Regions from separate parts of the Homo sapiens genome. Here region 2 is linked to region 1. Evidence: chromatin loops called from intact Hi-C (ENCODE). Cell type or tissue: endothelial cell of umbilical vein. All regions are shown on one strand. Each heading gives the region's core, and the rest is flanking DNA. Links, peaks and the distances in the headings are about the cores only.

Region 1 (16,883 bases), core at 3,917-11,916:
AACTCCTCCCACATAATTCTTACCCAGGAGGAATATGAACTGCTTTGATAAAGCTATGGCTGGCCGGCCGCAGTGGCTCACGCCTGTAACTGAGGCTGGTAGATGGTTTGAGCCTAGGAGTTTGAGACCAGCCTGGGCAACAAAGTGAAACCCCAGTCTCCACAAAAAGCACAAAAATTAGCTGGACGTGGTGGTGCACTCCTGTAGTCCCCAGCTATTTGGGAGGCTGTGAGGTGGGACAATCACTTGAGTCTGGGAGTTTGAGGCGGAAGTGACCTATGATTGTGCCACTGCACTCTGGCCTGGGCGGCAGAGTGAGACCCTGTCTCTATTAAAAAAAAAAAAAAAGAAGAAGAAAAAGAAAAGCTATGGCCTACGTAGTCCCTAGGATGCTCTAATGGTCCATGAATGTAAAGTAGTTTAGATGATGAGGCAAGACGCAGAAAGCCCACCTTGTCCAGAACAGATATTAAACTAGGGGTATGACAAATTAAATTAATAAAAATTGTATTTATTTATTTATTTATTATAGAGAAAGGGTATTGCTCTGTCACCTAGGCTGGGGTGCAGTGGTGCAATCACAGCTTACTGCAACCTCGACCTCCTGGGCTTAAGTGATCCTCCCACCTCAGCCTCTGTAGCTGAGCCTACAGATGTGTGCTACCACGCCTGGCTAATTTTTGTACTGGTGTGTGTCTGTTTGTGTGTGTTTAGAGACAGAGTCTCACTTTATTGCCCAGCCTGGTCTGGAACTCCTGGACTCAAGTGATCCTCTGGCCTCAGCCTCCCAAAGTGCTGGCATTACAGGTGTGAGCCACCACACCTGGCCAAATTTCAAAATATTTTAAACACGAATCCAACTTCTGGGATGGAAACAAAGCTACCTAGAACGGGAACTATGTATTTTAGAAAATGAGAATAGCTTAAAAAGCTCAGTTCCTATCTCAAGACATTAAGAAAAGCAAAATAAACCTAAAGAAAATAAAAAGAAGGAAATAATAAGAGCAGAAATGAAATAGAAAATGAGGATAAAATAAAGATGATCAACAAAGGCATAAGTAGGCCATTTGAGAGGATTAATATGCCAAATCTTTGATGAAGACTGATGAATAAAACAGAGATAAAGATACATAACTGCACATTGTAAAGATAATCAAAAAGCATATTTCAATCAACTTTATATCAAAAAGTTTTAAATTTTGGACAAATTGGGTAAATTCTCAAGAATGTACAACTTAACTGTCACAAAAAATGTAAAATCTGAATAGTCCTATAAGAAACTGAATCAGGCCATGTGCAGTGGCTCACGCGTGTAATCCCAGCACTTTGGGAGGCCAAGGCAGGCGGATCACGAGGTCAGGGGTTCGAGACCAGCCTGGCCAACATGGTGAAACCCCGTCTCTACTAAAAATACAAAAATAGCTGGTCATGGTGGTCCACGCCTGTAATCCTAGCTACTCAGGAGGCTGAGGCAGGAGAACTGCTTGAACGTGGGAGGTGGAGGCTGCAGTGAGCTGAGATCGCGCCACTGCACTCCAGCCTGGGCGACAGAGCGAGACTCTGTCTCAGAAAAAAAAAGAAACTGAATCAGTAGGCCAAGCGCAGTGGCTCATGCCTGTAATTCCAGCACTTTGGGAGGCCGAGGCGGGCAGATCACTTGAGGTCAGGAGTTCCAGACTAGCCTGGTCAATATGGTGAAACCCTGTCTCACCTAAAAAAATCAGGTGGGCATGGTGGTGGGTGCCTGTAATCCCAGCTACTTGGGAGGCTGAGGCAGAAGAATCACTTGAACCTGGGAGGTGGAGGTTGTAGTGAGCCGAGATCTCACCACTGCACTCCAGCCTGGGCAACTGAGTGAGACTCTGTCTCAAAAAAAAAAAAAAAAGAAAGAAACTGAATTAGTAATTTAGAATCTTCCTATAGTAAAAAAGTAAACTGTATGTCCAGATGGCTTCACCAACAAGTTCTAAGGAAACAATAACACTCCACACAAAGACTTGAGAATAAATTATACAAACACTGTCAGAGAACAGGAGCAAAGGGCACCTTTCCTAGCTTAGAGTTTAGAATGTGTTCAGTACAAAAACACAACTAGAACTGAACAAGAACTGAAAACTATAGGCCAATCTCATTCACGATCACTTATGCAAAAATCTTCAAGAAAATAGTAGCACATCAAATTCACATTTTAAAAGGATAATACACCCTGATCAAACTGGAGTTATTTTATTTCATTTTTTTTTTGAGATGGAGTCTCGCTGTGTCACCCAGGCTGGAGTGCAGTGGACTGACCCCAGCTCACTGCAACCTCCGCCTCCCAGGTTCAAACAATTCTCCTGCCTCAGCCTCCCGAGTAGCTGGGATTACAGACCTGCACTACCATGCCCAGATAATTTTCATATTTTTAGTAGAGACGGGGTTTCACCATGTTGGCCAGGCTGGTCTCAAACTCCTGGCCTCAAGTGATCTGCCCACCTCAGCCTCCCAAAGTGCTGGGATTATAGACGTGAGCCACCATGTCCAGCCTCAAACTGGATTTAAACCAGGATTCCACACTTTAAATTTTTGACTGACATTAAAAGTCAGTCAGTGTAACTTACCATATTAACATATTTAAGGAGGATACTCATATTCTCATCTCAACAGATGTGGAAGAAGTGACATAAGCAAACAGAAGGGAAGTTCCCACTCTGAAAAGAGATACATATCAAAAGCCTGTAATAAATTCCATACATCAAAAGCATTCCCTTTTAGAAAGGGGAATCACACAGGATGCCTACCATCATCTCTTCTACTCAACATTGTACTAGAGGTCCTGGCCATTGCAGTAAGGCAAGAAAAAGAAGGAAGAAAAAAATGATATTATTTACGGATGAGAAGGTTGTGTTCATAGAAAAATCAAAGGAATTACTATTACCACTATTACTACAATTTTAAAGGGTTTATCAAGATTGCTGAATATATTAATGTGCAAAAATAAAATTTTTATTTATCAGCAATTGTTAGAAATAAAATGTTGAAAGACATGCCATTTTGTTAACATCAACATAGAACAAGTACCTGAAATAAATTTAATAAAATATGTGAAATATGTTACTGGATATACCGAGCAAATAAAGCCAGACACAATCTATTTATAGAAAGCTCAACAACAAGCAAAACTATACAATTTAGAGATAGGTAGCAAAATTTAAAAACAAAACAAGGAAGTGATTTTTCATAAAGTCAGGATACCTTTGGGAGAAATGCATAATGATTGGAAGGAGAAGCAGGGGGCTTCTGGGCCCTGGCATGTTGTATTTGTTGACTTCAGTGGTGGTTAGACAGGGCTCATTTACAACATTTCTTTCAGGTATACATTGTTTACATCACACTTATATTTCATAAATGTGCATACATGCATTAGAATTTTTTTTTTTTTTTTGAGACCGAGTCTTTCTCTGTTGCCCAGGCTGGAGTGCAGTGGCGCGATCTCGGCTCACTGCAAGCTCCGCCTCCCGGGTTCACGCCATTCTCCTGCCTCAGCCTCCCGAGTAGCTGAGACTGCAGGCGCCCACCACCACACCCGGCTAATTTTTGGTACTTTTAGTAGAGACGAGGTTTCACCGTGTTAGCTAGGATGGTCTCGGATCTCCTGACCTCGTGATCCACCTGCCTCGGCCTCCCAAAGTGCTGGGATTACAGGCGTGAGCCACCGCGCCCGGCCTCAGAAAAATTTTTAAATTCCCAAGCAGCAGCTACAAAACAGGGGAATCCATATGGTAACTGCATCTTTTAAGACGTAAGGATAATTAATTTGAAATAATCACTTGATGAAATGCCTTTATTAAATATCATATCTTTAAAAAGACAGAGAACTAACAGACGGTCTTCTTACCAAGACAGCTAAAACCATGGGTTTTAAAGTCAGAAAATTTGGGTTTCAATTTTGCTCCACCACTTTCTAGAAATGCAGTCTTCAGAAAGTGTTTTAGCTAAGTCTACTTTTCTCTACTGCAGAATGAGAGTTCTACTTAACTCATGAGGCTCAGAGAAGACACATCTAAAGTGTCTTATCATAGAAATAAAGTGGGAATCGCTTTTGTAATGATCACGACTGTAACCAGAAGGTGGGCACCTTCCCACTTTTATGAATAAGTCCACAATCTTGAACTGACACAAAAAGTTCTAAGCAAAGGCATTCCCAGCCATTTGGTTAATAAAAACTGACCATCAGGAACAATATCACTTGAATTATTAAATGGTGACAAGTTTTACAGAACTCACAATAAATTACATTTAACGCATTCAAAAAATATGGCTTTACTAGGCTGTTCTAATATTTTTTCTCTGAAAGAATCCCTCTTACATACATATGACCACAGTATAACTTTTACATAAAAATAATAAACAAACTTCACAGGCTGAGAACATTAAGGATATATTAATATACGTCACTCATCAATAGCGATCATTCATCACATTAGTCCACATGTATTCAAACACACAGATATTCACCATGACAACATGAGCTGCCCACAAGCTCTTATTCTCCCAGTCCACCTCAGTCCTATGCATTCACAGGACAAGCAACCAAAGGTCATGGAGGATCCACTCAGTGTTTGAGAAACAGTGTAATAAGATGGAAAAAGAACATATCTAAGAGACAAACAAATCTGCTTTCAAACCCTGGCTATGCCACTTCCTAAGTAGGTATCCTCTTGAAGCCTCAGCATCCCAAGTTGTCCACCTGGAATAAAACCAACCTCACAGGACTGTTTTACAGAAACTCTTCACTGCAGAATGCTGGGGCCGTCATTCTCCTGAGTGAAGCAACCTCAAATACCCCATTCCACCAGACTGGGCTTATTTCCTCACAAAGATTGATTCCTTGCTAAGTGTTTTGTAACAAGTGGCTAATACAACCATTATTAAGACATCTCCTGAAGTATGTGGGTTAGAATCCCAGAAACTCAGAGAGCTAGAAAAGAGCTCTGAGACCACCAAGATGTAACAGACTCTCTGCTGATCCACCTAAACTTACATGTTTTTCTATCATTTTGCAGATCAGTACAAGGTAGTTAACTGTTAAAGATTTGGTCCGCATCAGCCAGGCTCACTGGCTCACGCCTGTAATCCCAGCACTTTGGGAGGCGGAGGTGGGTGAATCACCTGAGGTCAGGAGTTCAACACCAGCCTGGCTAACATGGTGAAACCCCGTCTCTACTAAAAAAAAAAAAAAAAAAAAATTAGCTGGGCATGGTGGCACACAGCTACTCGGGAGGCTGAGACAGGAGAATCGGAGGCAGAGGCTGCAGTGAGCCAAGATCATGCTGCTGCACTCCAGCCTGGGCTATAGAACAAGACTCCATCTCAAAAAAAAACAAAAGAGATTTGGTCCATATGAAGAATACATGATTTCAAAATTCAAATTAATACAAATCCAACATGAAGAATACATGATTTCAAAATTCAAATTAATACAAATCCATCATTTCGGGTCAGACATCTCAAGGGCAAACAATTCATTGCTTATTAAGAAATATGCATGGACTCTCCAGAATTGTCCTGCCAGAACAACACTGCTTCCTTAGTTAATCTGTCTGACTCAGTCACTCACATTCAATTTCCCTTAAGTATGGCTTTAAATCTAAGGTTGAGAATTTCAGCAGTCAAACTGAATATTGATTCTTTTTATTGCAATCAAGTTTCCAATTTTCCAATTTTTGTTCACCCACAGGGTGGCTGGATATCCTACAGCAGCAGTTGGCAAACTTTTTCTACAAAAGGTCAGAGAGTAAATATTTTTGGTTTTGTTAGCCATATGGTCTCTGTTGCAACTATTCAATTCTGCCCTTGAAAGACAAAAGCGATCACAGACAATATATAAATAAACGAATGTGGATGTTTTCTAATAAAACTTTATTGACAGAAGCAAGCGTCCAGGCCAGATTTGGCCTACCCAAAGGTCTTTGTTTGCCTGCCCCTGCCACAGAACAGTGCTTCTCAAACTTTAATGCACATCTGACTCACACACAGGTATCTTGTTAAACTGCAGATTCTAATTCAGTGGATCTGGAGTGGGGCCTCAGATTCTGTATTTCTAACAAGCTCCCAGGTCATGCTGATGTTGCTAGTCCAAGGACTACACTTTAAGTAAGAGTCTAAAAGAATAGTTGCACATTACCATCATATAGGTAGTTTAAACACACACACACACACATACACACACACAAATGCCTATACCCCACCTTGGATCAATTGAATGAGAATTTGAGGAACACAGTCATTTACATTTTGTAAAAACTTCTCCAGATGGTTCTAATGTGCACTTAGGACTGACATTACCAAATTAGAAGAAAAGATGGTAAAGAAACACATTTGTCAGTACTTTGTAATCAAAAGATGGCTTTAATAATTATATGGTACTTTTCCTATCCTGCTGAAAAGAGAAAGAAAAGTTGGGTGAAGAACAACACAAAAGATTAGGCTGTATTTAAAAAATTTAATGATTAAGGGAGTTATTTGATATAAGTGAATTAAAGACATATAATCAACTTCTCTAGAGAACCATATTTCATGTTTGAGCATATTTGGGAATTGTCATGTTAAGAAATTACATGAGGCTGGGTGTTGTGGCTCATGCCTGTAATCCTAGCACTTTGGGAGGCCGAGGCAGGCAGATCACCTGAGGTCAGGAGTTCAAGACCAGCCTGGCCAACATGGTGAAACCCCATCTCTACTAAAAATACAAAAATTAGCCGGGAGTGGTGGCGGGCACCTGTAATCCCAGCTACTGGGGAGGCTGAAGCAGGAGAATCGCTTGAACCTGGGAGGCGGAGGCTGCAGTGAACGGGGATGGCCCCACTGCACTCCAGCCTGGGCAACAGAGCAAGACTCTGTCTCAAAAAAAAAAAAAAAAAAAAGAAAAAGAAATGACATGACATTGCTTTCTTCTCAGCACTCTGCAATTTCTCAACATTCTATCCAAACTAAACAGTGCATTAGAAAGTTACTCAAAATGTAATGTTTTAAATCATAAAGGAAAGCATTCTTAATAAAAAGTAGCAAATAGAATTATGATTTTTGTTCTGTATTGTCTGCTTTGTGAAAAATATATTTCTACCCAAATTCCAGGGATTCTTACTTTATTTTCCAAATTTTTCCTATAAAAAATAAGTTACTACTATAGCAATATTTTCCCTCCCTGATTTTATTTCCCGCTCATTTATTCTAGTTTTCTGCACATAGCAACCACAGAAATCTCTGTTATAAGCTGCTTATAGCACTAGAATCCTTGGCAACATTCAGGAATGAATATATCTTAAAACTATGAGAACAATTAGCTGAATACCATAGTTTCAAATATCTCTAAAGTGCTATTTCTGCTGAATCTATCCCAGATCTGTCAATTCTTATGAGTAATACATCTCTCTTTATCCTCATCCAGGCAGACTAGTGAAGGCTGCAGCAGAATAAACTGGTTCATAAGTTTGCTCATTATTACTGTGTTTTAGAGCTAAAGACATGAATTCCCTGCATGTATAGCTGAACTACTGATTATTTAGTATGTATGTATATATTTTATTTCCCAACAAAAGCGGCAAATAATGGGATAATCTTTATTCAGATTTTGAGAATGTTTTAGTCTGTAGGTAAGAATTTAGCTGTTAGCATCATAGCTATTTGAATCAATGGAATATTGGTGGGCTGCTGTGCTTTATCAACATATTTTACCTAGAAATAAGCAGAAATTAAGACAATGAATGTGACTCTTTGCATAAGGTTCTCCTGTTTGTTGACAAATTTGTAAGTGAGTGATGGATTAACATCTACCCCAAAAAACCTCATCACATTTAGGCACAGAAAGGGCCAGTAAAGATACAATCACAGCCTCTTCTCTTAAACTCCTTCAATAATGAGGCTTACCAGAATCAAGATTAATCATACACATCCATGTGTGCACATGGATACATATAGAGATATGTATGTGTACCTATTATTTTAAAGCATATATATAACCATATACAGCAAAGTATGAAAAATACTGCATTAGCTAAAATATAATTAAGACTATCCCCAAAAAGCCCTAATGAGTCATTTCTTTATTCTTTTTTAAAAGTTTCCTCTTAAGCCCATATATAGAGAAGGCACGGGGGAGGTTGATAATCAGTAGAATGAGGAATTTTTTCCACGTTGTATTCACCAGCAGGTTGTTCCAGTCTAATGATTCATGACCTCTTAGGTATATGATGGGACAGCTTGCTCTTGGCAGGGTTTGGCATGAGTCACTCCATAGCAGATTCACGGTCCTCGATGACCAAACCATGCAGTTTGCCCATGAAGGGCTCACAGCCCACCACAAGGCGGCACCCCAGGGAAGGAAGAGCCTAAGGTTGGAAGGTTCCAGTGAAAAATACACACTGCGCTGTATGAGGGAAGTGGCATGCATCAACATGATATATAAAAACACACAATTCACTGATGAAATACTGCATTTGTGTAGTAATGTCAGCATCTGATGACAGTATTATCTTCAGTACTTTGAAAAGGATTGGTTGAAGGGGCAAAATTAATTTGACCTGTGATTAGGGCCCTAAGGCAATCTGGAAGATTGATGTAATCTGGAAGAAGATAACAATCTATTAAATGTTAGACTGACTGTTTTTTTCTCTTTAAAAAAAATCAAGATTCTTCAGATACTTTTCTCAATTTCACACAAATACAAAAAGTTACCCTTTATTATTGATACCAGGGCGCTAAAGTTATTCCATAAGGGCCAGAGAGTAAAGGTTTAAGCTGTGCAGGCCATATAGTGATCTCTGTCACTCTGACATTGACGTCATGAAAGTAGCCATAGACAATTAGGTAAATAAATGGACGTGGCTGTGTTTCAATAAAATTTTATTTATAAACACAGGCACAGATTCGGCCCCACAGGCCATAGTTTGCCCTAAACCCAGGCAAACATCTTACGTTGAGTTGACTAGGCATCTGAGAATTTGGAGAGAATTTTCAGGCCAGGTGCGGTGGCTCACACCTGTAATCCCAACACTTCGGGAGGCCGAGGTGGGCGGATCACGAGGTCAGGAGTTCGAGACCAGCCTGGCCAACATGGTAAAACCTCGTATCTACTAAAAATACAAAAATTAGCTGGGTGTGGTGGTGCATGCCTGTAATCCCAGCTACTCGGGAGGCTGAGGCAGGAGAATCGCTTGAACCCAGGAGGCGGAGGCTGCAGTGAGCTGAGATCGCACCATTGCACTACAGCCTGGGCAACAGAGTGAGACTCCGTCTCAAAAAAGTAATAATAATTTTAGTGCCCACACCACGCTTCCAGTGAGTTAGGTCCTCTGACACATAATCTATACATAAGGAAACTCAAGAACACAATTACTATCAAGTAATAGGGACATGTAGCAAAAAGAGTATTTATTAATAGTTCAAGAATTACCATTTTGTTTCAAAGATTCTATCTTAGTCTGCTTTCTATTGCTTATAATAGAATATCTGAAACTGGTTAATTTATAAAGAAAAGGAATTTATTTCTTACAGTTATGGAAGCTGAGAAGTCCAACGTCAAGAGTCTGCATCTGGTGAGGGTCTTCTCTCTGGTGGGGACTCTCTGCAGAGTCCCAAGGCAGCATAGAGCATCATATGATGATGGGCATTTTAGCTCAGGTCATTCTTCCTCTTCTTATAAAGCCACAAGTCCCACTCCCCTGATAACTCATTAATCCATTAAGCCACTGATCCATTAACCCACGAACCCATTAATCCATGAATGGATTAATCCATTCATGAAGGCAGAACCCCCATGACTCCAATCACCTCTTAAAGGCCCCACCTCTCAATACTGTCACATTCTTGGAGGGGACATTCAACTCATAGCAGACTCTAAATGTTGCATCTTAGATTACTTATAATACTGTTGGAGTTTGATCTCCTAAGATCAAAATAAGACTTCTCGAATTCAAATAAACCAAATAAAATGTCATGGACCAACAGCTTTTGCATCAAGATTAAACCTTGTAGGTAAAATAACATTTTCTTAGAAGTTCAAAGAAGAAAAACCACACTTCTAAATTATTACTGTTCTAACTATGCCTGTTTTTAAATACTGTATACACTATAGAAAACTCTTTGTTTTCTTAAGACAGAGTCTTGCTCTGTCGCCCAGGCTGGAGTGCAGTGGTGCAATCTCGGCTCACTGCAGCCTCGACTTCTCGGGTTCAAGCCATATGCCTCCCTCAGCCCCTGAGTAGCTGTGACTACAGGCGTGTGCCACCACGCTTGGCTAACATTTGTATTTTGTGTAGAGATGGGCTTTCACCACATTGCCCAGGCTGGTCTCGAACTCCTGAGCTCAAGCAATCTGCCTGCTTTGGCCTCCCAAAGTGCTAGGATTATAGGCATGAGCCACCACACCCAGCCAGAAAATAGTTTTTAAAACTGTAAATATTATTGATTTATTCATTATGGTCAAATTAAAAGGGAAATAATAATTCAAAAAGAAAACGAATCCATTTCTTTTCTTTTAAAACATCCATTTCTCCAAAAGTTTCCTAAGGACTACCTACATCATTGTTGTTCAAAGTTTAATGTACATCTAATGTCCTGGGGATGTTGTTAAAGTGTAGAATTTGATTCAGTAGCTCTGAGATGGGGCCCAAGATACTGCATCCCACTTTGGGATGTGAGGCCAGGAATTTTAAATTATCTCCCCAGTAATGATGTACTTTTTAAAGGACTGAAGAATAATCATCCACAAATTCAGCCTATATTTACTTTAATGATCCACAGCATTGTGTATATTCGTGTTAAAACTCAAGAAAAGTCAAGTTCCATCCAAACAGCAGGACCAAAATAGCACATTTAGTACCATGGTAAAATTACATCTTTAAAGGGAACTAGCATTTGCTGGCAGCCTATTTATTTTGCAAGGCAATGTGCACCATGCTTTCCATACATCATTTCTTTTAATCCTTCCATTTCAGTGGAGGCAACTAAAGACAGAGTCCCTGCCTAAGGTCAGAATCTGGATTCAACAGAAATCAGCCTGTCTCTACCTGCTATTTTTGCTTCTTTCTATTTTTATGTTCTATCTTATCATCTCATCTCCCTCCAGGTAGTAGATAGGATTATTATTCCCAACTATTCTTCCCTCCCTCCTTATAATAGGAGGAAGCATCCCTGCTCATTGTCACGGGGGAGAAGTGTACGTCCCCACTTCATTGACTTTGGCCCTATGACACACTTTGACCAATAAAATGTGTGCAGATATGACACTGACTACCTCCAAGCAGAAGTTTTAACTGAGTTTCACAGTTGGAATAGGCCCGCTTGTTTTCCTGGTCTCCACCAATGGCACATCCCAGATAGAAACTGTTCTTTCAGCATTACTTTTAACAAGAGAAACTTAGAAATAGCCTATTGTCTATAACAGATAATAATGACAAAGACAGTTAACATGGAAAAATACATAATGTAAAATGAAAAAAGTATAATATGGTTATGATTACACCTGTGGTAAACTGCAACACACATATGCACCGGGGAAAAAAGACTGAAAGGAAATATATACCAAAATATAATCAAGATTTTGTTAGAATTATGATTCATTTTTGTCTTCTTCCCTAAGTGTTACAGTGTCACATTGCTTCAATAATATACAAATTCCTCTGCGACTTTCAAAATTCAAGGCAAGACTTCTTTTTTTGTTGTTTTTGAGACAGAGTTTTGCTCTTGTTGCCCAGGCTGGAGCGCAATGGCGCGATCTCGGCTCACCACAACCTCTGCCTCCTGGGTTCAAGCCATTCTCCTGCCTCAGCCTCCAGAGTAGCTGGGATTACAGGCATGTGCCACCACGCCCGGCTAATTTTGTATTTTTTGTAGAGATGGGGTTTCACCATGTTAGCCAGGTTGGTCCCCAACTCCTGGTCCCCAACTCTTTACGTGCAGTAAAACCTCACGGTCATCAGGAGCAGCATGACCTGGTGTAATTTAACCACTCCATGCCTGTTTCCTCGCCCCACAAAAGGATTTAATAATATATAGGTGGCTCAGGCCTGTAATCCCAGCACTTCGGGAGGCCGTGGCAGGTGGACCATGTGAGGTCAGGAGTTTGAGACCAGCCTGGCCAACATGGCAAAACCCCGTCTCTACCAAAAATACAAAAATTAGCCAGGCATGGTGGCACACACTTGTAATCCCAGCTACTCAGGAGACTGAGGCACAAGATTCGCTTGAACCCAGCAGACGGAGGTTGCAGGGAGGCCGAGGCTGCAGTGAGCCTAGATCACGCCACTGCACTCCAGCCTGGATGACAAGAGCAAAACTCCGTATAAAAAAAAAAAAAGAAAAAAGAAAAAAAAGAAATACATCAATGAAGCATTAACCAAAGACAATGTTCAAGGCAATTTAAGACCCCCCAGCAGTCCATGGACTCAGCTAATAAGGCAATCCTACAGCAGAGACCACTTTTGAGGAGCTTCATGATTACACTGATCCCACCCAGATAATCCAGGATAATTTCCCTATTTTAAAGTCAGCTGAGTAGCAGCCTTAATTCCATTTCCAAATCTTAATTCCCCTTTGCCATATAACATGCTCACAGGTTCCAGGGATTAGGATACATAGACATCTTTGGAGGGTGTCTTAGCCCATTTTGTCTTACTCCATTTTGTATTGCTATAAAAAAAAACAAAACAAAACCTGAGACAAGGCAATTTATAAAGAAGAGGTTTTCTTAGCTCACAGCTCTGCAGGCTAAAAAGTTCAAGGGCATGGCCCTGGCTTCCGGCAATGGCTTTCATGCTACATCACAACATGGCAGAGAAGGTCAAAAAGGAAAGAGACACTTGTGAAGACAGAAAACCTGAGGGGCGTCCTGGCTTTATAACAACCCACTCACTCAGGAGCTAATCCATTCTCCGTGGGAACTAATCCAGTCTAGGGAGAGCAACAACTCGCTACTGTGAAAACAGCACCAACCCATTCATGAAGGATCCACCCCTATGATCCAAACACCTCCCATTAATTAGGCCCCACCTCTAACACTGGGGAACAAACTTCAGCTTAAGTTTTGCTGGGGAGAAACCATATCCAAACCACAGCAGAGAGCCATTATTCTACCTATCACACTGTGCTACTTCATATAAAATAATTTAATATTTAATAAACTGGCTAATACCATAGATTCCCATAACAACATACACCATGAAGTCGTTTCTGATCTTATACTTTTCTCTTCCCTGTGGCTAATCAACATTCAGTCTCTTAAAGCAGTACTTATCTATAGAAGTGTACTTAAATGAATGATTGTTCTCTCTCATTTATTCAGCACTGACGGAGGGTTAAGTCCCATAGAAATAAATCAGACACAGTCTCTGCCACAAGGCACTCACCCACTAGAGGCAGGAACAAAATGGAGAGGATGAAGTGAAATCCCAGCACTGATATCAGGGCTACTAGAGGGACCTTTAAAGTTCTGTGGAGCTGTAACTGAGGTTGCTGGTGAAGACTTCTCTGAAGAGTGCATTTGGGCTGAATGTTTATGGAAGAAAAGAGAAGCAAGGGGCTGAAGCCTTAAGATTCAACATGGTGTCAAGGGTGTGAGGAAGCAGCCCACCATGCTGGTGATCACAGATGGCGGCTGAGTAGGGAGTTGACTACAGGTTGATGCTGAATTCTACTGGAGAATAGCATCACTTAAAAAACTAGAAAGGGAAGAGGAATCCAGCCTAGATCCTGAGAAGAAAGGATCATATAGGCTAAAAGAAGAAGAAAAAGTACCCAGAAACTGGCAGCAAGTTAAAAACAGACAGGTGTCATTGAGAAACAGCCACTGGAGTCCACCGTTAGGTCATTGATGAGCAAAAGCCAGATCAGCGTCCCTAAGGGAGGCCAGGAAACAAATTGCAACAAACTGGGGAGTTAAGGGGACAAGAGAAGGCAGGGAACAGAAAGAAATAAGAAGAGTAACAAGAGGAAGGTGGAGGACAAGAAGGCAGGGGATGACAGAGAGGAAGGGGAGAGTCAGGAGGGAGGGAAGGAACTTTCCTGAGCTACTACCAAGCACCAGTCCCTGTACTTGTACATTACCATATAAGGAATTAATCGAAGTTGAAAAAGCTATGAGTCTTCTTACCAGTTTCCTTTTCAATAGTCAAGTATTGAAAAGAAGCGGTATGTAGGATGAAGTAAACAGTCTTACAAGTTTGGACACATTTGTAGACCAAGAAGAACCAACAGAAAGGGAGAGCAAGACAAAATAGGTCATAGACAGAATGACTGTTAGATTAGGTCCCAGAGGAGGCAAAAATGGGTGGGAATCAAGAGCACAGGTAGGGGATTGGTTTTGGGTGAGAGACAGAGGACCCTCTTCTCTGAAGTGGGTAGAGGTGCTATACCATCCAAATGGAAGGAGAGGGCTGTGAAATAGGAGGGAAGTGAAAGATATCAGTGGGGATAGGGAGAAGGAAAATAGAGAATCCCAAAGTTTGAAAGCAAAAGAAATCTCCTTCATTATTTTGGTACTTGATCAAAATTATAGTCCTAATTATACAAATCAGAGTTTAAGCAAAACTCTTTGTGGTTATACCTTGAAGCAGCTCTGTTAACTTAGGTAAGTCAGTTAAACTTCATAAGCTACAACTTAAAAGAGGGGAATTTGGTGATTCTAGTGTCCCTTCCAGCTCTACATTTCAATGGCTCCAAGGACAGAGCTCAAACCCTAACCATAGTGTCAGCTTACCTACCAAAAACAAACAAAAACAGTCATATGGGAACAAAACTCAAGGTGAACGTAATTTAAATACCTTTGGGTCATTTTCGCATCTTGCTTTTGAGAGTGACAGCCACAACAGATGGTTACTGCTGACAAGGGCTGCATCATTAGTCCTAATGATAATCGATGTTTTTATAGCCCTTTACTATTTATAAAGAGCCTTCACACATGAAATGTTTTATTGGCTTCCCCAAACACCCACATGAGATAGGTAAAGCTACTGTACTATTTATTCTATCCACTTTCTAGTTGAGGAAACTGAGGCTTATAGTTGATGACTTGCCCAAGGCACCAAAGCAGACAGTGCCTATGACTCGAATTCAGGTACTCCAGATTCAAAAATCACTATTTCATTTTTATTTGTTTACATGCCGTTTAGTGCTCTTTACACACAACTCCTTGCTTCTTCATTAGGTTGGAAATAGAAAATTTTAAAGAGTTAAAAGAAATTTGCATACTTTCATTCTTTTAATTGATCCTGGCAATACAGTTTGTTGAAACGCATGTATAACCTTAATTTCCAAGTGATAAATGACTGATTGGAATCCAAAGGGCAGAGATAGCATTAGGATTCAAGTATTTCAATGTTCTCATTCTCGGGATGAGTGAACAGAGGCCTCACTGGCAAATGGCTTGTGGAAGCAGAGCCAACACTAGAACTCAGGGCCTCCATCAACCCTGGGGCTTTCGGCACTGGCCAAGTCTTACACAGCTTCAAACAAAAGTTAACGGAATTGCTCCTTAACAATGAAATGGTTCAGATTTAAATAATTTGGGGAGCTCATTCTCTTGTTTTTACATGTGCAAACCATATGGACACTGCCTATTAGTGGTACTAGAATTCTCTGGAGCAAATTCTCTTCTCAAATGGGAGGGTTTGTAATGACAGTCATGCCTCATTTTACTACATGAGAAGTAAATGGATCCAATAAGGAATCCATCTGAGGGAGCTTTAAAGCAACTGAAACTGCCTCCATTACCATCTTCTACCTACAAAGTGTTTTCTAGACAAATTAAAATTTGAAAAACTTAAAAAATGCAATGAAAATATTTTGAAGACAACCATATTGTCTAAGTATTCCCATTTTCCTCCTTTGAAAATATTGTAATGAGTCAGCAGGTGCTTACTACCAAAATTACTTTTTATCATGAAGCTAAAAAACGTTTAATGTTTAAACAGAAGACTCCATGAGAATAGATGAGAACATGCAAATGCTGCATATTATGAAGTTACAGATCCCATCTTACATGTTGCATGGAGAAAAATCTCTGAGGCTTCCATTAGACTATAAGGGACTCAAAAACAAGAATGCCAGAGGAAGGGAACGCTGCTGAGGTGAGCTGATAGTCTGATTTCCTTTCCTCCGGGGAATTGAGAACTCTGAGCTCATCCTAATGAGACTTGTGAAGAGAAGGGATTTCTGCTGGGAGAAAGAGAACCAGCAAAGCTTTATGGTGAATACACAAAAGCTGATGTGACAGATGGGAACTATTCCCGTTTACTCAGTTCTGGGGAAAGAGAGTGAGATATTAGGCTAAGGGTTTCTAGAAGGCAGAGTGAAATCTCCTACAGTTTCATAGTGCTTTGGAGACAGCATTTTAGGAGAGTAGGAGTGTTCCCTCAAATACATAACCAGTTTTACCCTCAAACAGTTGCAAGAATTTGAAATTCTGGGAGCAGGAGGTTAAACTCAAGACCTCCAAAGGGCAGGACTGAATCTTCCACAGTTTTGCATCTTCCACAGTTTTGCAGGACTAAGAAAACAAAGGTCTTCCAGGCTTTTGATCAAAGTCCAGGAGAGCCATGCCTGAGAAGCACAGACAAGCATAGCTGGATTGAGTCTTCATAAAACTGCAATCTGGCCTTAACTTAGCTTAATTCTCAATGGAGTGAAAGTGTTCAGTCCTTCACTGCATTTACCTAACAAAGTAAAGAGGAGAAATTTTCTCTGGAGGAAGATATAATCTAGAGTTAGTAAGGTTCTTTTGGACATTATAATGCCCAACATAAAATTAAATAAGTATGAGACCTGAGAACTGCAAGAAAATGTAACCAATATTCAAGAGAAAAATAAGAAAGATGCAGATTCACAGATGATCCAGATATTGGATTTAG
Region 2 (16,883 bases), core at 5,990-13,989, 580 kb after region 1:
TTGCTCAAGCTGCTGCTTCTGTATAGCAAATAGAACTTTGGATCCTGCCCAAGACCTCACACCTTCCAAAGCATCTGTCTAACCTGCAAAAAGAGAACAGCTATTCCAAGAGAGCACCTTGGATTGTGAAACAACATGATGCAGTGTCTCATGTGGTTTGCTTCTGCATGGCAAGGATTTGCATCTGTGCCTGTGAGGCCCACGGTATTGCAGGCTCCTTATTCATCATAGCACACCATGTAAGAATTGGCACAGAAGGCCATAAATGTAATTGTAATTCAGAGGACAGTTGTGAAGTCATAATCATATATAATAACACCTTGTAATAATGTCACTCCTGCCCCCTTAGGAGCCTCTGGTGCTTCACAGACATCTCTTTGTGCTCAGCTCCTGCTCTGCTAACTAGCACTAAGTTTTTCTCACCCTACCTCAGCAGAGGGAGTGAAAGAAATTTTGTCCTCACTCTTCCTGAGCTGACCCTTCAGAGTCGAGGCCCTTGCATTCGTTTTCTATTGTTAAGTAAGAAGTTACCACAAATGTAGCAGCTTAAAACAACACTAATTTATTAGCTCACAGTGCGTGTAGGTCAGAAGTCAGCCACGGCGTGGCCGGTTCTCGGCTCAGGGTATCACATGGTTGAAATCAAGGTGTTGGCCTGGCTGGGTTCTTGTCTGGAGACTCTGGGGAAGGAATTGACTTCCAAGTTAATCCTAACTGTTGGCAGAATTCAGGTCCTCGCAGCTGTTGGACTGAAGTCTATTTCCTCCCTGGTTCTCAGCTGGGGGCCATGCTCTGCTCTTAGAAATGTTCTCGCATTCTTTCTCACATTCTCCCCTTCATCTTCAAGCCAGCTACAGTGCACTGAATCCTTCTTGGGCTTGAAATCTCTGACCTACTCTTATGGGAGCAGCCAGAGGACACTATGCTTTTAAAATAAGCTCACCTGATTAGGTGAGGCCCACCCAAGATAATCTCCCTTTTGCTGTATAACATAATGTCAGCACAGGAGCACTATCATATTCACACTAAAAGGGAAGAGGATTATACAAGGACAAGGTTTATTGGAATCATCTTAGAATTCTGCCTACCACAGCCTGAAGGGATAAAGGTGATAGCAATAGTGAATATGGGCAAATAGAACGTATAACAAGCTTTGAGGGTCACTTCAAAGGGACAAAACCCTTCAGATCCTCATTTCCCCAAGCCTGTGTACCGCCATTTTTAAAGGATGATATTGAACTCAGTGTATCATTCCAGGCAGCAATACTATCTCTAAAAAGTGTGCTTCCCATGGGAGCTTCCCCAGGTCCCCAAAATTCAGGAGACCTGCCCATGTTTACTTTGTCATACAGTTTATCACAGGGGACTCTGACAGGCTTTGGTGTGTTCTCCACAAGATTCCAACTTGAGAGTAGGACTGTGTCTTCTTCATTGCTGTATCCCCATGGTGCCTGTAGACAGCAGGTTCTAAATACATGTCTGTTAAACGGATGGTGTACCAAAATGATAGAACTGTTTTGTGAATCCTCGATGACATCTTCGGGTTTGATCATTGTATTAGTCCGTTCTTGCACTGCTATAAATACCTGAGACTGGGTAATTTATAAAGAAAAGAGGTTTAATTGGCTCATGGTTCTATGGGCTGTACAGGCTTCTGCTTCTGGGGAGGCCTCAGGAAACCTACAATCATGGCAGAAGGCAAAGAGGAAGCAGGCACATCTTCACATGGCCGGAGCAGGAGAAAGAGAGAAGGGGGAGGTGCTACACACTTTTAAGCAACCAGATCTTGTGAGAACTCACTCACTATCAGGAAAACAACAAGAGGGCAATAGCCCCCATGATCCAATCACCTCCCACCAGGTCCCTCCTCCAACATTGGGAATTACAATTCCACATGAGATTTGGGTGGGGACACAAATCCAAACCATATCAATCATTTTTGCTGGCTCATTAACCATTGCTTTTACTAGCATGCATAGTATTTATAAAACCCCATTTAGATGGATGAGCATTTATCAAGTACCTATTCTATGCAAAATTCATGGGAGAAACAAAAAATAATGAAGATAAAATCCCTGTCAAGGAAAGACTGGCATATAAACAATTAGAACAATGACACAAATCTGACCTTGCCGCTCCCCTGATTAAAACTCTCAGATATCCCTCAGTTGCACTTGGGTTAAAATCTAAAATCCTGGCTGGGTGTGGTGGCTCACACCTGTAATCCCAGCACTTTAGAAAGCTGAGGTAGGCAGATACCTTGAGCCCAGGAGTTCCAGGCCAGCCTAAGCAACATGACAAAACTCCATCTCTACCAAAAAAAAAAAAAAAAATTAGATGGCCTTGGTGGCATGTGCCTGTAGTCCCAGCTACTCAGGAGGCTGAGGTGGGAGGATCACTAGGCCTGGGAGGTGGAGATTGCAGTAAACCAAGATCGCACCACTGCACTCCAGCCTGGGAGACAGATCAAGACACTGTCTCAAAAAAAAAAAAAAACCTAAAATCCTTACTGAGATCTTCAAGACCTTACATGTCCTGGCCTGTTCTTCCCCTCCAGTCCACACTTCCTTATAGGCCAGCCATGCTAGACACATGTCTTTTCAGATACAAGGCCTTCAAACCAGTGGTGTGCTGGTAAATGTTTAACAATGGGTTCTCCAGAAGAAAAATAAACAAACATGATTTGTGGCATTTGTCAATTTCCACAATGCAAATACTCACACTGTGATCAATTTCAAGTTACTAATGTCTACCAGATAACAAAATTGCTGAAAATTTAACAGTTGGCTCTTGATAGCAGGTTTGAGTCAGCTCCAACACACTACTGCTTCAAACATGTTATTTCTTCTGTTTGTTCCCTGTACGAGGTTGAATAGTGTTCCTCTAAATCACGTCCACTCAGAACCCCAGAATGTGACCTCATTTGGTGACTGCATGCCATGTATCTGAAAAAAATAAAATTTATTTCTTAAAAAGAATGTGACCTCATTTGGAAATAGCATCTTTGCAGACATAACTAATTAAGGATATCGAGATGAAATCATCTTAGATTTAGGGTGGGCCCTAAACCTAATAATTGATGTCCTTTTAAGAAGAGGAGAGGACACAGAGACGCACACACAGATAAGTAGGCCATGTGGAGACAGAGATTAAAATTATGCTGTCATAAATCAAGAAATGCCTGGAGCTACCAGGAGCTGGAAGAGGCCAGAAAGAATTCTTCTGCAGAGTCACAGAGAGCATGCATGGCCTTGCTGCACTGTGATTTCTGACTTCTAGCTGCCAGAACTGTGAAAGAATAAATTTCTTGTGTTTTAAGCCACTCAGTTTATGGTATTTTGTTACAGCAGCCTTGGGAAACTAATACATCCTCCAAATTTGATCTTAGAAAATCCCTTTTCATCCATCAAGCTTCAAGTTAAACATCATTTCCTCAGAGAAGCCATTCCTAACTAAATCAGATCCGCCCCCCCACCATCAAAAGTTACATTTCTGGGCTGGGCGCGGTGGCTCACACCTGTAATCCCAGCACTTTGGGAGGCCAAGGTGGGCGGATCACCTGACGTCTGGAGTTCAAGACCAGCCTGACTAACATGGAGAAACTCTGTCTCTACTAAAAATACAAAATTAGCCAGGAATGGTGGTGCGTGCCTGTAATCCCAGCTACTCGGGAGGCTGAAGCAGGAGAATCGCTTGAACCCAGGAGGCGGAGGTTGTGGTGAGCCGAGATTGCGCCATTGCACTCCAGCCTGGTCAATGAGAGTGAAACTCTGTCTCAAAAAAAAAAAGTTACATTTCTTTTTAGCCTGTGTTATACTTCATAACAAAATATGGGAAGATAAGTACATAGATAGATGGAATTTTTTTCCATGCCTTTTTTTTTTTTAACGTGTCATGTTTTACCCCACTTGACACGAGGGCAGGGAAGGGACCTGGATCTTCTTCAATGCATATTCCCAATCCTTATGGCAGAGTTCCTGTACTTAGTACTCTTTCTTTGTTCTCACTCTCTCCTGGGTCTCCTACATCACCATCTGCTCCTCTCAGTATCCTTTGCTGTTTCCCTTTCATCTCCCCAGCCATTAAACGTTAGAAGGTCCCACAGCTCAGTCTTCAGACTTCTTTTCTTCTCTATCCACATTTACTTCCTAGGTAATTTCATCTTGTTTCATGGCTTTAACTGCCATCTGTATGCTGACAAATCCCACATTTATATCTCCCCTAAACTATAGAATTGTCTATCCAAGATGCCTACTTGTAATCTCTGCCTCTGGGTCTGTTGGAGTGTTTTATTTCTTAGTCTCGATGCAAATTACAGGTGCAGTTGTTTTGTGAAAATTCGACAAGCACTTTTCTGCTAGAATGTGATATTTCAATTAAAAATTATTTTTAAAGTAAAAAAGTTATTAACAAGTCCCAAAGCAAAACTCCTAATCTTGCCCCCCTTGCCTGTTTCTTGCACCACCTACCCCATGTTGGTATCTGGAAACTCCATTTTTCCACCTACTCAAGGCAGAAACATTGGAGGCATCCTTGACTTCTGACACCCATGTCCAATCCATCAATTCTGCAATTATGTTCTTACTTCAAAATATATCTAGAATATAACCACTTCTTACCACTTCCCAGTGCAAAACATCATTCTCTTCTCCCTTCACCAGTCAACGGTCTATTCTCAGCACTGCAGCTCCATCACTCCTCGGCTGAACACCTCCCAATGACTTCACTTCCCACTCAGAGTAAAAATCCAAGTGCTTTTCAGAGCCTGATCCTATCCCCTTATGCTTTTCCCCTCACTCACTCCACATCACTGTCCTCCTTGCTACTCCTCAAGTGAGCCAAGCACGGTCTTTTGTATTGTTACTCCCTCTGCTTAGAATTCTCTTCCCCAAAATATCTGCCTAGCTCACACCCTCCCTTCCTTAAGGTTTCTGCTCAAATGTCACTTTCCCAGTGAGGCATCCTCCAACCACTCAATACAAAATAGTAACCCACTTCTCCCTGGCACTCGTTAACTCCCTTCCCTTGCTTTTTCTTCCTCCCAATACTTATTCATTTATTGTCATGTCCACCCACTAGAGTAATAACCTCCATGAGACTGGAGACTTTATCTGTTTTGTTCACTGTTCTATCTATCCCTAGGCTTAGACCAGTGCCTGGTACATAGTAGGTACTCAACAAATAAATGAACTCAGAGGGTAGAATTAACTAAGTGTTAGAATAGATGCCTGATGAAACACTCTTGAGAATATTGAAGAGGAAGGAATTTATTCTAGAACCTGTGAAGGGGTTAGAAATCAATAATACCTCACAAAGAAACTGATATTGAAACACAGTTATGGAAAATGAATAGGACTTTCATTCTTTGAGAAAGGATAAAGGACAGTCTGCAATTCCCATACAAGCAAAAATATTATTATTTAAAAATAAAATCCAAAAATAAATGAAAAGAAAAAGAGGAATCACCTCACCTCATATTATAAACCAGGACCTTTCCCCATCAACTGTGGGACTAGTTAAAAATATAGGGTAAAACTTTTGCTGGATTAAACAATCTCAAGTAATATGTCCTTCTTAACAGAATCTGTTTAAGAGTAAGGAATTCACTAACTTAACTGTTTGTTAAAATAAAAACATTAAAATTTCACCAGCAATGCCTCTTGAAATCCAGTTGATAAGCCCGCCTCAATCTGGTTTCAGTTTATTCTAAGCCTGTGCTTATAGGTATAGGAAAGCAAGTTTTTTGACTACTGGCTTGAATGGTAGTTTCTTATAATAAAACTAGGTTTACACAATGAAATTTCAAGAACATTTTTAAACAAGTCTATTCCACTAAGATAAGATTTCTAAACCTAACACTGTAAAAGCACACAAAAGTGACTTATTTAATTTTGTATGTGCTTCATGTGACATAACATGTATCACTTAATAACAGAGTGGCAAATGGAATTTCAACACTTCTTTGTTGTACTACTTTTTGTAAGAAAAGGAGCAAAATATTGTACTGAATGAATCTAAAGTAGAATTCATTCAACAAACGTATGGCATCAAAATTTGTTTGGTAAAAACAAAGGCAATCTTGCTCAAAAGACAAAGCTGTACATTCTGATATTCTAGTCTTGGTTTTGCCACTTATTGGATTGTGCAAGTCAGTGGGCCTCATTTGATCCACGCTATTTACAAAGTCAATTTCTGCTCTCATGTTGTATCTGTAGGAGGTAATGCATTTGGAATTAAATCAAGCCGTCATTACGGAAGCTTAAATGTTTTGAAATGCTAGTGCAAAAAAATCATACACTTTCCCAAGGTAATCTGAGATTCAAGAGGAAGTTATTTGAATTGGTACAGATTCTGATTTTGATATACCTATGGCCTTACACCATAGGTCATTGTTTCTCTGGCTATATTCTCCCTCCCACAATAAACCGTGGAATGTTCCCATCCATCATTCAAATTTTAAAATAATCAATTTATAAACCCAGTAAATAGGTTATGAACCTGAGAACCCCTATAAGTTCCAAATAAATGAAATGATACCAGCCTACACTCAATGAAGGCCAAATAAAATTATGAGCTTTCTGTTTTCTCCTGGTCTAGTCTCATGTGACAGCAGAGAGAAAGGGAAAGAAACCGAACAGTTTTTCATCATGTGCCCCTACCAATTCCCTTCCTAACTGGTGTCGAATCAAGCATAGGGGGGTATCATTCAAGGTGACACTTACTGATTCCCTTTCCTTCTGCTTAGGGGCCAGCACATGCAGCAGCCTGAAACCTGACCTCAGACACTGGTCTCCTATTTGACCCATGAACCTAGCCAGGGACAGTTCGGTTACACACATTCATGAATCGTGCGGCTATCGCTTTCCCTGTCACAGCTGGTTAACCTCGGGGAATTACCATGGGAACAGTCTTGTCCCACCAAGCACTCATGAGATCCAGCATAGATACTCTGTACCTGCCCCAATTGAATTTCTGGGAAAGTGTGTCTCTTTTCTCCCCCAGCCTCTGTCTCAGTGACAGAGACACTGAGTCTTTTTGTGTGCCCCCTATGGACCCTGAGTCTTGCACTTCTTTAATGAATTCCAAACCCAAGAAACTTATTTCCAAGCTTTCTAAGTGTTTAGATTTGAACTGGGATCTTTGAAACTTAGAGGTTTCCTCATTATATAGGGTTAGGAATTCCAAATATGTTAACCTGGGTGTATTACAGGGGTAACTCCAACACAGAGAAAAGGAGCTTCCTGGATGCCAGTGAACCCAGGGTCATGCCAATGGCTTTAGCATGCTACGGTCCCCTTCTAGAAATTCTAGTGTTGCTTCTAGAGAGCTGCCAGGGCAATAGAAGACCCTGACAATCTATGGTTCCCTGACATTGCCTGGGTCTGGAAATACTCGGCAAACTTGAAGTCTTTTGTTGTTTGAGTTAAGAATATGCTTGGAAAAGTGCATCATTCAGCTCTCAAACTAAGTGATGTAGGCTCTAAATAGCTCCCATGACAGTCTGTCTCAGAAAAGAATGCATTTCACAGAAATATTCAGGGACTCCATTTTTTAAAGAGTTCTTGTAAGCCAGTAAGAACTGAGCATATAAGATATTAGAAAAAAAAAAGGCATGGAAAAAGCTCCTTTAAAAGGCACTCCTGGAAACTTAATGTAATGCCCTTAAAAAATTACTGCCATCCACTGCAACCAAGGATTTGCTGGAGAAGAGGTCAGGCTTTGGGGGAACTTCAATTCATTTTAGAAACAAAACACAAACATCAATATCAGTGGCATAGATATTTACTTAAGCTCATTGGCATTAATTGGTATACCTTTACTGAGATTTAAATGCCCACAACAAATACTCAATGGCAGCTTTCTCAGCAAGTGGGACCAAGTAGATCTTTGGGAAACCAGCTACTGCTGTCACACTCAAGGCAATTCTGGAAGACTCTGTCAAAAACAGAGCACATTGGGCCAGGCCCTGTGGCTCACACCAGTAATCCCAGCACTGTGAGAGGCCAAGGCGGGTGGATCACTTGAGGTCAGGAGTTTGAGACCATCCTGGCCAACATGGTGAAACCCCATCTCTACTAAAAATACAAAAATTAGCTGGGCTTGGTGTGCGCACCTGTAATCCCAGCTACTCGGGAGGCTGAGGCAGGAGAATCATTTGAACCCGGGAGGTGGAGGTTGCAGTTAGCGGAGATCGCGCCACTGCACTCCAGCCTGTCTCAAAAAAAAAAAAAAAAAAAAAAAAAAGAGTGCATTGGTCAGGCCATATCTGAATTCACAGACTTTCACTGCTACCTGGATCAACAAGGTTTTTTAGAAATCAGAAACACAAATCCAGGTCAGGAGGAGAGTTCTTTGCCTATAAAGACAACTGTTTTTCCAACAACTGCAGGTCACCAGGGATGGTGGACGATGAAGGGCTATGAACTTCACTGGAATTTCACAGAGAAGACAGCAATCAAAATAATTTTCTTCTCCCACAACACAGACTTTGAGAGCACTATCTTGCTACTGACTCTTGGCTGGGTGGTGGCTCATGCCTGTAATCTCAGCACTTTGGGAGGCCGAGATGGGTGGATCACGAGGTCAGGAGATCGAGACCATCTCGGCCAACATGGTGAAACCACATCTCTACTTAAAAAATACAAAAATTAGCTGGGCATAGTGGCGTGCGCCTGTAGTCCCAGCTACTCAGGAGGCTGAGGCAAGAGAATCGCTTGAACCCGGGAGGCAGAGGTTGCAGTGAGCCAAGATCGCACCATTGTACTCCAGTCTGGTGACAGAGCGAGACTCCGTCAAAAAAAAAAAAGAACACTATCTTGCCACTGACTCTTAAAATGCTAGAGAAGTTGGGACAATAGTTCATGGGTAGGGATGAGGTTTGAGAGGACAAAAAGAAGATATGGGTACAGATAGCAGGACAAACAAACAAACAAAAAAAAGCATTACTTATTCCAGAAACCATGTTCACTTCTGTCAGGTTTCTCAACTCCAAAGCTAAGCATGTGAAAATTCATTCAAAAGTAGAAAATGACCTATTCCCCACAAGATCATAAATTCCAGGAAATGCCAGGCGCTTTGATTATTATGGCCCATATGCCACAAATTCATTAAAACACAGACCTGTTTAAGTTACAGGAAGCACAGCTTTGTGGAATGAGCACCAGACTGAGTTCTGGCTTGACTGTTCTCTTTTAAGTGATGCTAGGCGATTTGCTTAATCTTTCTCTGAATTCTAACTCTCCAACTGTAAGGAGAAAGAGAGACAGCGGAGAGAAGAAGGCAGGAAAAACTTTCTCCATTTCTCTTGCTTATCATTGAAGGATTCTGTGAGAATTGACGAATAGTATCCTTAGAACACTGAGAGGCTTCTGGAAGCCATTCACATCTTAATGCCACTAACAGCTGCTGCTGATGTGAAGGCATCTTTCAGAGCCGCACGCATGGAGCTTGGTGCATATCCCCATGGGACCCCACAGTGCCTGGGATATCCACAGAGGTTCATACTACACACTTCCTTCTTCAGCAAGTCCCACTTGTAAATGATGGTTCATTGGTATTCTCTGATGTTCCTTGTGTAGGAGGTAGAAGCTGACTGCTTATTTTTAAAATAATTTCTTAAGAGAGATTAAAAAAAAATCAAAGCATTTTAACTGGGGAAAGGAAGGGAAAGGAAACATCTCATTCAGGGATAAATGAATTGATTCATTTGCTCACTCCACAAACTTTTCTGGAGCAGCTCCAATGTGCCAGAAACTCTGCTGGCCTCTACGGATTCAAGGCCGAATGAGGCAGGGCTCTGAGCACAGGGAGCTTGTGGTTTCATGGGAGAGGAAGATGACCAAGCCTGTGATCCTAACAATGTGCTGAGGATAAGACCATGTGCTTACAAGAGCCCATTTTGGCTATATCTAAACTGTTGTGGGGTTTCTAGAAGAGCATGTCATGAGCTGGATTGGAAAGACATATAGGAATTAGACTGAGAAGAAGGAAAGGGTATTCCAGGCAGAAGGACGAGCATCTGCAAACATAGGCATGAAATAGCTTTCCTACATAGAGAAATGGTAAATGAGATGATGTATGAGGATTGCTTAAGAAAGAGTGGGCATTCAACAAATGTTGAAATGAATAGGCAGGGGGCATCAGTGAGAGGCCTAAAGAGCCAGGCAGCTGGTGGTGCCAGCCTAAGTGCCTCACCTCATCCATGAGGCCCTGATTAGGGCTGATTAGGCTGTTAGGGGAAGAGGGAGGAGGGATGGAGTGGTATACCCAGGATCGCAATCTTGCCACACCTGTGCTCACCTTCCATCCTCAAAATTCCATTTGCAGTTTCTGCTGCAGCACCACACAGGTAAAGAGAAAGTGACTGTGTCGGATATGCTTTTCTCAGAATCACTGATTTGACAAGGTGCTTGTCTCTAAATTCATGACTGTAGAACTGCAGAAAATGTGTAGGACTGCTAGACAATGTGAACACTCTTAGCTAAAGAGATACAGCCTTCCCTGGATACCGTGGTCTGAGATCTTAGAGAATGTGTTTTGGTAAGTTGGAGCAGTTATCTTCCAAAAAACACTAAGGATAACCAACGTTTACTAAGCTATCATTAGATGCCAGGCCCTATGATTGTCAGAGGATATCCTGATAGCTAAGAAATGACCTGTGAGAAACTAGCCATTAGAAACACAAAAAGAGCAAGCCCTTGCCAACTTCTGATTAGCACGTGAGATTTCTTTGTTAGTATTTTAAAGATATTCATTTCCCCCAGTTCGGCAATATGGAAGAGACATTTAGACTAAAGAATAAACGTGGAAAATCTTTTAGCACAAATTTCTGGAGCTCAAGCTTGGAAAAGCAGGTGTCTGCTGCCCCCATGTGGCCACAGTCATCTTTTGCTTTCAGCAGTCACATGAAAGTGCATTTCATACACCAACCACGTAGAAGTGTAAAATTAAGACTTTTGGTGGAAAAGACTACAGTCTTGTGTAAGAGTTTTCTCCTTTTCCATGTCTCCAGGGAAATTCTATGATAAAAACTGAAAAATTAAAAAATTTCTCCGGAACGGCCTAGGAGATCCCAGTGGTAAACTCTGGTTTCTCCTTGTTAAATTGAAGGCCTTTGTCTTGGCATTCTGAACTCCATGAATTTCTGAAATGTACAAACTCTTAAAACAGTTCATTTCCAGGAATTCAGTAAACCAATTCTGGAAGCTATTTCAACTAAAGTCTTATCCATGCGCTGTGACAATTGTGAAGAATTTCAACCAAATTTCAAATTGGTAATTTTCAGGTCTTTTTCAACTATCCTCTCCACCCTACACACACTCCTTAAAAATCTGTCATGTAATAATCTTAGCCAAGCAAATACATTTGTTCTTCTCTACACATAGGCTAACAACTACTCAATCAAATTCTTCCCCCATATTTATTTGCCTTTTCTGGAACATTTACTTTATTCTCTTCACACCACAAATTCCTTCTACTATAAGAAATTTCTACCCAGAAATTAATGTTTTCTGCAAGGAGTTCCCAGACTCCACTCAGAAAACTTTGTCAAGCCAATGATTTCAGCATCTTCCACTTGGAGGAAAAAAAAAAAAAACAGGGACACAAATAGAAAGAGAGAAAGAGAGAGAATGACCAGGAAGCCTTTATTATTTACATATTTGCACATAAACTATTCAGAAGCAAGAATCGCATGTAGTCTTTCTAATTTTGCCTTCTCTTACATTATATATATATATATAATATATATATATTTTTAAAATTATTATTATACTTTAAGTTTTAGGATACATGTGCACAATGTGCAGGTTTGTAACATATGTATACATGTGCCATGTTGGTGTGCTGCACCCATTAACTCGTCATTTAGCATTAGGTATATCTCCCAATGCTATCTCCCTCCCCCCTCCCCCCACCCCACAACAAGCCCCAGTGTGTGATGTTCCCCTTCCTGTGTCCATGTGTTCTCATTGTTCAATTCCCACCTATGAGTGAGAACATGTGGTGTTTGGTTTTTTGTCCTTGTGATAGTTTGCTGAGAATGATGGTTTCCAGCTTCACCCATGTCCCTACAAAGGACATGAACTCATCATTTTTTATGGCTGCATAGTATTCCATGGTGTATATGTGCCACATTTTCTTAATCCAGTCTGTCATTGTTGGACATTTGGGTTGGTTCCAAGTCTTTGCTATTGTGAATAGTGCCGCAATAAACGTATGTGTGCATATGTCTTTATAGCAGCATGATTTATAATCCTTTGGGTATATACCCAGTAATGGGATGGCTGGGTCAAATGGTATATCTAGTTCTAGATCCCTGAGGAATCGCCACACTGACTTCCACAATGGTTGAACTAGTTTACAGTCCCACCAACAGTGTAAAAATGTTCCTATTTCTCCACATCCTTTCCAGCACCTGTTGTTTCCTGACTTTTTAATGATCGCCATTCTAACTGGTGTGAGATGGTATCTCATTGTGGTTTTGATTTGCATTTCTCTGATGGCCAGTGATGATGAGCATTTTTTCATGTGTCTTTTGGCTGCATAAATGTCTTCTTTTGAGAAGTGCCTGTTCATATCCTTCACCCACTTTTTGATGGGGTTGTTTGTTTTTTTCTTGTAAATTTGAGTTCATTGTAGATTCTGGATATTAGCCCTTTGTCAGATGAGTAGCTTGCAAAAATTTTCTCCCATTCTGTAGGTTGCCTGTTCACTCTGATGGTGGTTTCTTTTGCTGTGCAGAAGCTCTTTAGTTTAATTAGATCCCATTTGTCAATTTTGGCTTTCGTTGCCATTGCTTTTGGTGTTTTAGACATGAAGTCCTTGCCCATGCCTGTGTCCTGAATGGTATAGCCTAGGTTTTCTTCTAGGGTTTTTATAGTTTTAGGTCTAACATGTAAGTCTTTAATCCATCATGAATTAATTTTTGTATAAGGTGTAAGGAAGGGATCCAGTTTCAGCTTTCTACATATAACCAGCTAGTTTTCCCAGCACCATTTATTAAATAGGGAATCCTTTCCCCATTGCTTGTTTTTCTCAGGTTTGTCAAAGATCAGATAGTTGTAGATATGCGGCATTATTTCTGAGGGCTCTGTTCTGTTCCATTGCTCTTTATCTCTGTTTTGGTACCAGTACCATGCTGTTTTGGTTACTGTAGCCTTGTAGTATAGTAGTTTGAAGTCAGGTAGCATGATGCCTCCAGCTTTGTTCTTTTGGCTTAGGATTGACTTGGCGATGCGGGCTCTTTTTTGGTTCCATATGAACTTTAAAGTAGTTTTTTCCAATTCTGTGAAGAAAGTCATTGGTAGCTTGATGGGGATGGCAATGAATCTATAAATTACCTTGGGCAGTATGGCCATTTTCACGATATTGATTCTTCCTACCCATGAGCATGGAATTTCTTCCATTTGTTTGTATCCTCTTTTATTTCACTGAGCAGTGGTTTGTAGTTCTCCTTGAAGAGGTCCTTCACATCCCTTGTAAGTTGGATTCCTAGGTATTTTATTCTCTTTGACGCAACTGTGAATGGGAGTTCACTTATGATTTGGCTCTCTGTTTGTCTGTTATTGGTGTATAAGAATGCTTGTGATTTTTGCACATTGATTTTGTATCCTGAGACTTTGCTGAAGTTGCTTATCAGCTTAAGGAGATTTTGGGCTGAGACAATGGGGTTTTCTAGATATACAATCATGTCATCTGCAAACAGGGACAATTTGACTTCCTCTTTTCCTAATTGAATGCCCTTTATTTCCTTCTCCTGCATGATTGCCCTGGCCAGAACTTCCAACACTATGTTGAATAGGAGTGGTGAGAGAGGGTATCCCTGTCTTGTGCCAGTTTTCAAAGGGAATGCTTCCAGTTTTGGCCCATTCAGTATGATATTGGCTGTGGGTTTGTCATAGATAACCCTTATTATTTTGAGATATGTCCCATCAATACCTAATTTATTGAGAGTTTTTAGCATGAAGGGTTGTTGAATTTTGTCAAAGGCCTTTTCTGCATCTATTGAGATAATCATGTGGTTTTTGTCTTTGGTTCTGTTTATATGCTGGATTACGTTTATTGATTTTCGTATGTTGAACCAGCCTTGCATCCCAGGGATGAAGCCCACTTGATCATGGTGGATAAGCTTTTTGATGTGTTGCTGGATTTGGTTTGCCAGTATTTTATTGAGGATTTTTGCATCAATGTTCATCAAGGATATTGGTCTAAAATTCTCTTTTTTTGTTGTGTCTCTGCCCGGCTTTGGTATCAGGATGATGCTGGCGTCATAAAATGAGTTAGGGAGGATTCCCTCTTTTTCTATTGATTGAAATACTTTCAGAAGGAATGGTACCAGCTCCTCCTTGTACCTCTGGTAGAATTCGGCTGTGAATCCATCTGGTCCTGGACTTTTTTTGGTTGGTAAGCTATTAATTATTGCCTCAATTTCAGAGCCTGTTATTGGTCTATTCAAAGATTCAACTTCTTCCTCGTTTAGTCTTGGGAGGGCGTATGTGTCCAGGAATCTATCCATTTCTTCTAGATTTTCTAGTTTATTTACATAGAGGTGTTTATAGTATTCTCTGATGGTAGTTTGGATTTCTGTGGGATCAGTGGTGATATCCCCTTTGTCATTTTTTATTGCGTCTATTTGATTCTTCTCTCTTTTCTTCTTTATTAGTCTTGCTAGCGGTCTATCAATTTTGTTGATCTTTTCAAAAAACCAGCTCCTGGATTCATTGATTTTTTGAAGGGTTTTTTGTGTCTCTATTTCCTTCAGTTCTGCTCTAATCTTAGTTATTTCTTGCCTTCTGCTAGCTTTTGAATGCGTTTGCTCTTGCTTCTCTAGTTCTTTTAATTGTGATGTTAGGGTGTCAATTTTAGATCTTTCCTGCTTTCTCTTGTGGGCATTTAGTGCTATAAATTTCCCTCTACACACTGCTTTGAATGTGTCCCAGAGATTCTGGTATGTTGTGTCTTTGTCCTCGTTGGTTTCAAACAACATCTTTATTTCTGCCTTCATTTCGTTATGTACCCAGTAGTCATTCAGGAGCAGGTGGTTCAGTTTCCAAGTAGTTGAGTGGTTTTGAGTGCGTTTCTTAATCCTGAGTTCTAGTTTGATTGCACTGTGGTCTGAGAGACAGTTTGTTATAATTTCTGTTCTTTTACATTTGCTGAGGAGTGCTTTACTTCCAACTATGTGGCCAATTTTGGAATAGGTGTGGTGTGGTGCTGAAAAGAATGCATATTCTGTTGATTTTGGATGGAGAGTTCTGTAGATGTCTATTAGGTCCACTTGGTGCAGAGGTGAGTTGAATTCCTGGATATCCTTGTTAACTTTCTGTCTCATTGATCTGTCTAATGTTGACAGTGGGGTGTTAAAGTCTCCCATTATTATTGTGTGGGAGTCTAAGTCACTTTGTAGGTCTCTAAGGACTTGCTTTATGAATCTGGGTGCTTCTGTATTGGGTGCATATATATTTAGGATAGTTAGCTCTTCTTGTTGAATTGATCCCTTTACCATTATGTAATGGCCTTCTTTGTCTCTTTTGTTCTTTGTTGGTTTAAAGTCTGTTTTATCAGAGACTAGGATTGCAACCCCTGCCTTTTTTTGTTTTCCATTTGCTTGGTAGATCTTCCTCCATCCCTTTATTTTAAGCCTATGTGTGTCTCTGCACATGAGATGGGTTTCCTGAATACAGCACACTGATGGGTCTTGAATCTTTATCCAATTTGCTAGTCTGTGTCTTCTAATTGGAGCATTAACCCATTTACATTTAAGGTTAGTATTGTTATGTGTGAATTTGATCCTGTCATTATGATGTTAGCTGGTTATTTTGCTCATTAGTTGATGCAGTTTCTTCCTAGCCTTTATGGTCTTTACAATTTGGCATGTTTTTGCAGTGGCTGGTACCGGTTGTTCCTTTCCATGTTTAGTGCTTCCTTCTGGAGCTCTTTTAGGGCAGGCCTGGTGGTGACAAAATCTCTCAGCTTTTGCTTGTCTGTAAAGTATTTTGTTTCTCCTTCACTTATGAAGCTTAGTTTGGCTGGATATGAAATTCTGGGTTGAAAATTCTTTTCTTTAAGAATGTTGAATATTGGCCCCCACTCTCTTCTGGCTTGTAGAGTGTCTGCTGAGAAATCAGCTGTTAGTCTGATGGGCTTCCCTTTGTGGGTAACCCGACCTTTCTCTCTGGCTGCCCTTAACATTTTTTCCTTTATTTCAACTTTGGTGAATCTGACAATTATGTGTCTTGGAGTTGCTCTTCTTGAGGAGTGTCTTTGTGGCATTCTCTGTATTTCCTGAATTTGAATGTTGGCCTGCCTTGCTAGATTGGGGAAGTTCTCCTGGATAATATCCTGCAGAGTGTTTTCCAACTTGGTTCCATTCTTCCTGTCACTTTCAGGTACACCAATTAGACATAGATTTGGTCTTTTCACATAGTCCCATATTTCTTGGAGGCTTTGTTTGTTTCTTTTTATTCTTTTTTCTCTAAACTTCTCTTCATGCTTCATTTCATTCATTTCATCTTCCATCACTGATACCCTTTCTTCCAGTTGATCACATCAGTTACTGAGGCTTGTGCTTTCGTCACGTAGTTCTCATGCCGTGGTTTTCAGCTCCATCAGGTCTTTAAGGGCTTCTCTGCATTTGTTATTCTAGTTGTCCATTCGTCTAATTTTTTTTCAAAGTTTTTAACTTCTTTGCCATTGGTTCGAACTTCCTCCTTTAGCTCGGAGTAGTTTGATCTTCTGAAGTCTTCCTCTCTCAACTCATCAAAGTCATTCTCCATCCAGTTTTGTTCTGTTGCTGGTAAGGAGCTGTGTTCCTTTGGAGGAGGAGAGGCACTCTGATTTTTAGAGTTTCCGGTTTTTCTGCTCTGTTTTTTCCCCGATCTTTG

What was found. Hi-C counts contacts between places; a loop is a spot of excess contacts. Peaks named below come from ENCODE experiments on the same cell type or tissue, not always from the same donor. Only the 100,000 strongest peaks of a DNase experiment are listed, where the experiment ranks them.
Region 2: it touches region 1 in a loop (14-fold over the local background); 4 of 110 quality-filtered maps call a loop at or near these places.

Annotation. Positions count from the first base shown.
Region 1 is chrX:45,816,410-45,833,292 of GRCh38, forward strand. No RefSeq gene overlaps it. Among named protein-coding and RNA genes, the nearest start is that of LINC02595, 27 kb to the right of the region's middle. In endothelial cell of umbilical vein, for the core only: a CTCF peak has its summit at 8,345 (motif pointing right); a DNase peak (open chromatin) is centred at 8,272; H3K27ac peaks cover 661 bases.
Region 2 is chrX:46,398,134-46,415,016 of GRCh38, forward strand. No RefSeq gene overlaps it. Among named protein-coding and RNA genes, the nearest start is that of KRABD4, 41 kb to the right of the region's middle. In endothelial cell of umbilical vein, for the core only: a CTCF peak has its summit at 10,881 (motif pointing left); a DNase peak (open chromatin) is centred at 10,778.